Linked DNA regions of Mus musculus: region 2 is linked to region 1. A link is a contact called in ENCODE POLR2A ChIA-PET data. All regions are on one chromosome and are shown on one strand. Each heading gives the region's core, a stretch centred on a gene start or an enhancer-like site at or near the end of the contact. The rest is flanking DNA. Distances are from core to core; before and after follow the strand shown. Region 1 holds the start of Rfx7 (regulatory factor X, 7). Region 2 has its middle 5.5 kb from the start of Gm23057.

What was found. ChIA-PET counts read pairs that join two places held with the same protein, here RNA polymerase II (POLR2A).
Region 2: POLR2A ChIA-PET joins it to region 1 with 12 read pairs in Patski. The contact joins the enhancer-like site here to the promoter of Rfx7 in region 1. POLR2A ChIA-PET finds 5 or more read pairs at or near these places in 4 of 5 experiments (Patski and embryonic stem cell).

What each region holds. Positions count from the first base shown.
Region 1 is chr9:72,530,686-72,535,355 of GRCm38, forward strand. It overlaps Rfx7 (regulatory factor X, 7), which reads left to right and starts at 1,555. Exons shown (of 9, transcript NM_001033536.1): 1 at 1,555-2,295. The coding sequence starts at 2,135. 4930509E16Rik (RIKEN cDNA 4930509E16 gene) reads right to left here and starts at 1,173. Exons shown (of 3, transcript NR_045735.1): 1 at 1,125-1,173.
Region 2 is chr9:72,625,602-72,630,252 of GRCm38, forward strand. No RefSeq gene overlaps it. Among named protein-coding and RNA genes, the nearest start is that of Gm23057, 5.5 kb to the right of the region's middle. Within about 2 kb of position 3,155, at least 1 of the 3 ENCODE cell types and tissues checked has a DNase peak (open chromatin) inside an H3K27ac peak, as active enhancers do.

The sequences.
Region 1 (4,670 bases), core at 305-2,804:
AAAATTAGAAAAAGGGGTCTGGGCCACTTTTCCCATTGTCTTTTTATATCATCTTCCCCGTGAATACAGAATTATAAATATGCATTCTGGAACACAGTCTGGATCCTCAGGAGGAAACTGTATTTTGCAAGGGTGTCCTTGCCTCCACCCATCCAGGTGCAAACATTCAGAGTATGGGCTTCCAGTCTGTATGAACCAGGCCTGAGGCCACATGGACAAAGCAAGAGAGTTTCAGGCCAAGGCAGGGAACAGAGCACTCAAAAGACCACGCAATCCAAGCCAATCAGATTCACCACCCACTAGAAGTCTGAAAGGTGGCAGGGCCTCCTAGCTCAAAGTCCATCCAGGAAAGTGGCCAGAAAATCTGACAGGGCCAAGTCTGATAGAAACACTGTCAGAGAAGTTACGGGCTGGGAGGCTCATTACAGCCACAGGCACTGAGAAAGGTCAGTGCGAGCTGTGCAGCTGTTCCATCTGGTGCCAGAGGCTTTGGCTGCTGTCTTCTACACCCAGGCGCTTAGCCTTCCTGACCAGCCCCACCTAGAAAAGCTAATTCTTCTGCTCTTCTAAGAGGAATGATTTGTTGGAGGCAGGGAGTCTCACTCTCAGCCAGCAAAGCTGTCTATGAATGGGAAGGGGGCGAAATGGTGGGCAGTCTCTGGCTGGGGTGAGTTTAGATGGCTGCGAAGGAAGAGCTCTTGGCTGAAGCTCGCGCCTCCATGTTGTATTACATGTGTTCCTTTTGAGAAACAGGAGGGGCCTTGGCTGCCAGGGACCCTGACAAGCCGCGACTTGAGCTGTGTGTCTCCGAGCCTGGGCTGAATTGGGAGTGTAGAGCAGGGAGGGCACTCCTGGCATAGGGGGTGGGGTGGGGAACAGCATGGGCAAAGGCACCAAGGAAGAATGAATCTGCTGCGCGCTGAGGATGGCATGGAGACTTCACTGATTGGAGCTGGGAGTTCTTGCAGGGGGGATGGAGGCGGCTGTGATTGGACGGCTAAAGTGGGGCCAGATTTGGAGGGCTTTGAATGCCCGACCGAGGAGCACTTCCACCAGCTTGCCACTTGCCATTTTCCGACCAGACCGAGTAGGCTCGCTGCGCTAGCTCGTCGAAAAGCTCTCACCTGCTCCAGCTCAGTCCGGTGGCTGAGAGAGGAAGCAGTCCTGACTAGTAGAGGGGAAACGCTCGCGAGCGTGTAGTGGGGGCGGGAGGGCGTGTAGATTCGTTTCACCTTACACACTAGGAAGCGATCAATTCTCCCTTCCACGCCGCACGGTGGCACAGGTCCACTCCCTGCCGCCGTCACGCGAGCCCGCTCCCCGCCCCCAACACGCCCCCCCAACCCCCTCGGCCGCCGCAGCCACCCGACCGCTCCCTCGGGGCCCCCGCCGCGGCTTCCTGGGCCCGCGGCCCGTAGCCGCTCCGCTCCGCCCCGCGCGCTCCGCGCCCCCCTGCGGCCCCCGCGCCGCGCCCGCACACGCGCGTCCACGCCCCCCGGCCGCGCGGTAGGTGTTGTGCCGTCTGCGCCGGGCCGCAGTGCGGCTGCGCGCGCTGGGCTGCTCCGGGCTGGCAGGGCAGCAGTGGCCGCGGCGGCGGCGGGGCCGGGAGCGAGCGAGGGAGCGAGCGGCGTGGGGGAGCTCGGAGGCGCCAGGCCCCCGGGGGAGGGCGGCCGGGGAGGCAGGCCCCCCGAGAGACCCGTCGGGTTGGATTTTGGGGCCGAGGGGGCGCCCGACCACGGACCTCGTTCTTCAGACGCCCCCCAGCCCCGGCCGCTGACGGGGGGCTGAGGGGCGCCGCCATGCCTCTGCCGCGGTGACGCGCGGGGCCGTAAGGAGAACCGGGAGAGGAACCGTGACGAGAACCGCGAGGAGAACCGGGAGAGGAACCGTGACGAGAGCCGCGAGGAGCCGCGCGGTCTCCCCGGGGATGTCCCTCAGGCGGCCGGAGAAAGCGACTCACTCGAGCCCTGGGGTATAGGCCTAGCTTATCCAGCTTCCTTCCTTCCTCCTCTTCCTCCCCCTCCTCCTCCTCTTCCTCCCCTCCCCCTCCTCCTCCCCTCGTCGTCCTCCCCTCCGCGTCTCTTCCCTCACCCTTCCCCGCGCCCCCATCTTCCCTCCCTCCCCTCCAGCAGCGATGGCAGAGGAACAACAACAGCCGCCACCACAGCAGCTCGATGCCCCTCAGCAGCTTCCCCTCAGCGCCCCCAACCCCGGGGTGGCTCTGCCAGCCCTTGTGCCCGGGCTGCCAGGGACAGAGGCCAACGCTCTGCAACACAAGATCAAGAACTCCATCTGGTAAGAGGATCCTCCATCGCTGGGGTAGAACAGCCTAGGCACATTGCTGCTGCAAAGGGGATGGGGGGCGGCGGCGGCATCCGAAGGGGAGGCTAATGCATTCATTGAAGGTGGGTTTCCAGAGCCGGGTGCATGGCTGTGCCACCTCTGGACGGGGGAAGGTTGCACCCACCCCTGGTCTCCTTAGACACACACACACACACACACACACACACACACACACACACACACACACCATGCTTCCCTCTTCTCAATTGTAAGCAGATAAACAAGTTATTTGTGCATTTTTCCATATACAGTAAGGGAAATATGGGTCAAGATTAAGTCATTGCATGATAGTGGCATGAATTGGAAACTTGTAATGTAAAAAATGTGTTGACTCCTTTTGTAGTCATAGGAGGAGCAAGAAGTGTATTGTGAATTTTGACCAAACAAGACATTGCATTAATATGCAGCACAAAAACCTAACATGTCTTTTTCATTCAATTGGATTAGCTGCTTTTTCTGGATGGTTTTGCCTCCTTTATTCTCGCACTTAATTTCCCTTCTAGGGAATTTATTCTTTGTATTGACTGTAAAGGAAATGCTTCTTTTGCACAAAGTATTTTATTTTAACGTAGAAATTTACAAGGTAAAGTGAAATTTTTTTAAATGTAAAAAAGCTCTTGCTATTTTGTGTAATTATTAAAAAGAGTCTAGATGGAACACTAGTCCTGTATTTTCTTGTATGGGAATTTGGGATATTTCAATGCTAATTGAACTCTTAGAGACTGATAACAATATTAATATATATACACAGAGTCAAGTCCATCTTCTATCAGAACCATTGCAAGTGTTCTTTAAATGTGAACTTGGCTTGTTTTGTAGGATTCTTTATTAACTGACCTTTTTTTAAAGCATAGCACTATTTTTAAAATGGAAAGGAATATATGGAATTTGGTCTAAGATTGCTTTTAATAGCAATTTTAAAATAGAATTAAGTATGATGTGAAAAAAATAGCCTTGATTTCTTTTGAGCATGAATCTAGCAGGTTCACCATTGACTATGACTACTAAAATAACAAAACTTGCAATTTGAAAACAAATGTATCATAAAGCAACTGGCATTGAATGTATAGCATTTGAACATTTCAAGACAGTGGCCAATTTTAAATACAAAATTAAAAGTTGTTATATAGTAATTTTCATTGTTTTCTTAGCATGCTTCCATGTCATGATGCTAATAGGAAGTGGGTCAGTGCAGGCTTTTCTAGTTAATACTGTACAGTTGACAGTTGAATGTCTTGGTTTTATTTTTAATTTTAATATGAAACGATTATTTTAAAAGGATTTTTTTAAGGCTTTGACAATAGTTATGTGGCAACTTCAGTAAGTCAGATATGTGAGATAATTTTATGCACTCGTGTGTGTGTGTGTGTGTGTGTGTGTGTGTGTTGTGTTTATGGAGATGGGGAGACGAGCAATACTTTCATTCAATGCATACCTTTTTCCTGTTTTAAAATCTGTAATTTAAAGATATAATTAATTTTGTGCTTACTGTGTTGGGTTCCACAAAGCCAGATGTTTTGTTTATCTCTGCATAATGTAACTTAGGGTCCCTGACATCATCATTGAATTGAAGTAAGCAGTTCACTCTTTTTAACACTCAAATGAGGGACATCTCAGTTCCAGGACCCAAATCTTTTAAGAAAGGTAAATCTTAACGGTTGAATTAGTAAGTCTGTTTTATTGTGAAAACAATAAAAGAGAAGAAATTTTACTGTATAATTTCACAGAAAGAGTAGTTATATAGAATACCAAGGATAATGTTTGCATAATGATGATTGTGGAGTGCCTTTTTACTTATTTATTTTTATGAACTCATCATTTAATTCCTTCAGTGGTAATGGTATTTACACATCTGTGACAACTTAAATGTGCAGACTTGCACATGAAAAAAATCCTGAAGTAGAGAGAGTGGAGCTCAGTGCAAATACACACCTTCATATCAAAATGTGCTGCTCTCTGCCTTCAGATTGTACTGACATACTAGCATTTCATTTCCAACTTTAGTAATTCTGTTTGCAGAAATTATTTTTTTCTTTTATATTTAAAACTTTAGAATAAACAACCATAGTGGATAATAAACATTAGTGGCCATATTTAATATAGACTTGTAACTCCTCCACAAGAACGGATTCATATTATTCATCAAGTAACTACATAAAAAGTGAAAGTTCCATTGCTACTTTTTTTTTTTTTTTTTTTTACTATGTAACCCTGGCAGGCCTCAGACTCAGAAGTCCTGTCTGCCTTTTTGCTTTCCAAGTTCAGAATTTAAGGGCATATACCACCATTTCAAAAGTAGTATTTTTAAAAAACACAAAACTGGTTTT
Region 2 (4,651 bases), core at 1,905-4,404, 97 kb after region 1:
GGGTCCCCCTAGATGATTGTGAGCTGCCATGTGGGTGCTAGGAACCAAACCTAGGTCCTTTATAAGAACAGCAAGGAGTCTTAACTGCCAAACCATCCCTCAAAAAGTAACTCAATAAAATATCTGTTGGGAAGAAATGTTTACTTTAAATCCATCTCTAGAGAGGCAGCAGTAGGTAGATACATACCTATGAGTTCCAGTCTAGCCAAAGCTATACAGTGAAGCTTTGTTTCACAAACAACAAGACAACTGAATAATTGAGGAAATTTTAACGGCTGGATACTCAAAGATCCTGAGTAACTATTGGGTGTGCTAAGGGCCTTTTGTTTGTAAGATAATACCCATCTGTTGTCCATAGTGGCGTTTGCCTTTAATAACAGCATTCTGAGTTTGTGGACAGGCTGACTTAGAGTGAGTTCCAGGACAGCCAAGGCTACACAGAGAAACCCTCAAAAAGTAATATTAATCTTTCTTATAGATGCATACTGAAATACATGTGGTGAGTAAAGGATGTCATGGTGTATTCTTAAATGCAGAGGGGATGACATGATGGAGATAAGGGAAAAACAGGAAGAATGCTCCTTCAAAACAACAATTTTTAAATCTGCAAATGAATTTTGGAGGTTCATCATGGTTCAAATTTGGGTTTTCTATATTTGAGTATGTTTCCATTAAAAATAGTTTTTAATAACCTCCTATTTTCCATAGACTTAAAGGCTATAACTCAAAATCCAAGCTCCTTTGGGGGATACTGAGGGAACGGGGCAGTCTGCTCCTTCAAGTCTTTTCAAAGGGCAGAGTGCTGCAGAAATCCATGCACAGTTCTCACTCACAGCTGTTCCCAACTTTATCTTTCAAAACGTATCCGGACAAACAGAAACACTCACTGTTTCATGAATAAATCACACACTCTTGCCTCTAATCTTTCTCAGACTGTTCTCTATTTAAAAAAAACAAAAAACAAAAAAACTTTGAGTCTGGAAATGGGTTGGAGCTAAACTGTATGATGGTACACACCTATACTCCCAGCACTTAAAAAGAGGCAGAGCCAGGCGTGGTGGCACACGCCTTTAATCCCAGCATTTGGGAGGCAGAGGCAGGCAGATTTCTGAGTTCGAGGCCAGCCTGGTCTACAAAGTAAGTTCCAGGACAGCCAGGGCTATACAGAGAAACCCTGTCTCGAAAAACTAAAAAAAAAGAAAAAAAAAAAAAAAAGTAAGGCAGGAGTATCAGAAGTTCGAGATACTTGGCTAGGTCTCAAACTTGCAGAAATCTGCCTACCTCTGGCCCCCAAGTACTGGGGTTAAAGGTATGTGCCACGTCAAAACACAGGCCTAGTAACTAATAACTCCTATAACACGGGCACAAAGGAGGCTGGAGAGGGGACTCAGTAGTTAAGACTGAATACTGCTTTTACAGGTGACCTGGGTATAGGTCCCAGCACCTACATAATGGCTTACAAATATTGTAACCCCAGTTTCAGAGGATCCAACATAGCTTTCTAGCCTCTGACCAAATGATGCATGTAAACTTGCAAAAGCACACGGGGAGAAAGGGAGAGGGTGGTAGTGTGAATATGTCCCCCATACGCTCATATATTTTGAACCACAGTTGTTACAACTTTTTGGGAAGGATTAGGAGGTGTAGTCTTGCTGGTGGAGATGAATTGCTAGAGTTAGGCTCTGGGGTTTCAAAAGTCCATGACATTCCCTGTTAGCACTCACAAAATGGGGGACATATTCAAACCACCACTTGTTCTTTCTCTCTCTCCTTTTTTCCCTCCTTCCCTCCCTCTCCCTCCCTCCTCACTCTCTTCCTCTCTCCCCCTCCCTCCCTCCCTTCTTTCTCCCTCCCCCTTGTGCTTGTGGACCTGATGTAACCGCTCTTAGATTTCTCCAGCACTGTGCCTGCCTGCTGCCATGCTCCATGACATGATGGTCATAACAGTAAACCCCAAATTAAATGCTTTCTTTCATAAGTTCCTTGGTCCTGGTGCTTTGTCACAACAATAGAAAAATGAGACTGTGGAGGAGTATTGGTGGAAAGAGTATTAAGCTAAAAGATTGTTCTCTGTAATACTAAGTAGAATGAGCATTGCCTAGGATCTCCAGCCTAAACAAATCATCCAGGATGCCTGTGGATGATCAGCAGGAGAATGTGGATGTGTCTGCATTTTAAATATGTTCCTTTGTTTGCCAGCCTCAGCAGATGGTCACCCTTACTGCTTTTAACAGAATTTTTTAACTGATACGACAATAACCATATGGTATTTTGGGGAGGAGGCTAAATATTTGCATTAAGCTAATCTTTGATTAAGCTACCATTTTACCATATAAGTCTGAGAAGATCTTCAAACTGAAAGAAATTTGAGTGTTTTATTTTGTGTTTTTAATTTGATGACTGAGTCCACATCATGCAGTCGCAACTGTGAATTTGTCCTATCTATTGTTAATTTTTTTTTATAAGTGCTCTAATTTTTCCAGGAAGACTCAATTTAGGCCTGTGCTTGACTTTAACAGTCAGGCCAGCTCCTGCCTTCTGTCTTCTCCGGATAGGTGGTCTTGGGGATAGAAAGTCAGAGGAAATGAGACTAACCGTTTCTGAGCACTGTGCAGAATCCAGTTAACTCACTCCAAATGTGAGGCTTTGCACGGACTCACAAAGTAAGAAACTCTTTCCTTCCGATTCTTAGTAACCCCCTTCCCACCTCAGGGAGCCCAGGTTCTCCTGAGGCTCTGACTACAAAACTCCTTCTAAGTTTGACTCTCTGTGAAATGTTCTACAAGTGCTTAGCTTAGTACTTAGTGATCCTGGTGCTTTGAAACCTGGTAATGTCTAAAAGAATGGACTAGTTCCTCTCTTCAGTGGAGAAATGGTGTTTGGACAGGTAAGTAAATCGAATAAAAGGCCAGTACATTGATGAAAAGGAGACAGTTGAAGGTAGCTAAGAAGTTCTTTTATATTCTTGCCATTCACTAGACTCAAATATCTGCTTACCTCTCACATCTACAATAGCAGACATCACTTGAAATGTTCCTGGAACTTTGGCTTTAAAGCAAGCCATTTCCTAATTGATTTCCATTTAGTTCTGAGAACATATTCTCTCTGCCTCCTGTTGATTTCTCTGACTACTAATTATAGCTCAGGGGAGTGGCTATGAAGTGCAGGCACAGCTGTAAGCACTGGCATTTTGCCTAAATCCGGGAAGAAACGTGATGCATTGAACTGTCTGGTGTTCTCAGCTTTGAGCAAGAAGCTAAGGTCACCTTGGCCATGCAAGACATTTCTGTATTCCCTAATGGAAAAGGAGAAAAACAAGAAAAGAAAAAGAGGAAGACCTGCTCATATGTTGACAGAAATAGTTAAAAATTAGTTAGCTGAGCCTATGGCACATGTCTAACTAAAACACTCTGAAGGCAGAGGAGTCAGATCACTAAGTTTGAAGCCACCCTGCTCTACAGAGAGAGCTCCAGGACAGCCAGGGCTGCACAGAGAAACCCTGTCTTCAAAACAAAACAAAACAAGAAATAGAAGTCATTAGTTAATCATTATCCACCATTGTACAAGTCTTCTTTACTGTAATTTTGCTACTGCTATAAATTGTAATGTAGATATGTTGGGGTTTTTTTGGATTTTTTTGGTTTGGTTTGGTTTTTTGGTTTGGTTTTTTTGAGATGGGGTTTCTCTGTGCAGCCCTGGCTATCCTGGAATTCACTTTGTAGACCAGGCTGGCTTCAAACTCAGAAATCTGCCTGCCTCTGCCTCCCAAGTACTGGAATTAAAGGCATTTGCCACCACTCCCGGCTGTAAATATGTTTTCTTATGGTCTTAAACAACTTATATGAAAGGGTCATTTGACCCCAAGGGGTCGTGCATAGTTTGAGAACCACTGCCCTAAAATAACTAGGAGCTGTAGGAATAATATATAAACTAATTCACAGTTGTAGCAACATTACAGTTTTTATACATGGAAGATTCAGATGAATATTAAAACTAAAAGAATAGAGAACCTTCATGTAGCCTTAAGTCAGCTTAATAGTTATGAACTCATAACCTCATTACACTCCCAGTTTAACACATCTGACTATGTGCTCCAGATTATTGGAACAAAGCTCAGATATATCCACAAGCTCTAGTCAGTGTTACAGCCATTCTTTTAACACTTTAATCATTTACTCACAGCCTGTAGTAGTCAGCAGTTGTTTAAACAATGAGATAGTTATGTGTGTGTGTATGATATGTTCATCCCCTGATTACATGGTTGCAAGAGCTGAATCCAGATCCTCATGTTTACATAGCAAGCACTTTAGCCTCTGATCCATCTCCACAGTCTCTATACATATGTATACATTTCTTTACATGGATTCACACCTTATTTGAAGTTCTGGGAATACCTATCAATAAGTAACATAGGCAAACTGAACTCGTTTTTGTAAGGAAAGGAAAAATTAATTAGAAAATCGATTAGCAGATTATCATATCAAAAAAGAAAAAAGTGGCCTGGGAATGTAGGTTATTTTGTAGCACTTGCTTCATATGCACAAGGCCATGGGTTCCATCCCTAGCACTGCATAACCCTTGCATTGTCCTGGTGATGTATACCTTGGGGGTTGGAAATAAAAGAATGAGAAATTCAAAGTCATCCTTGGCT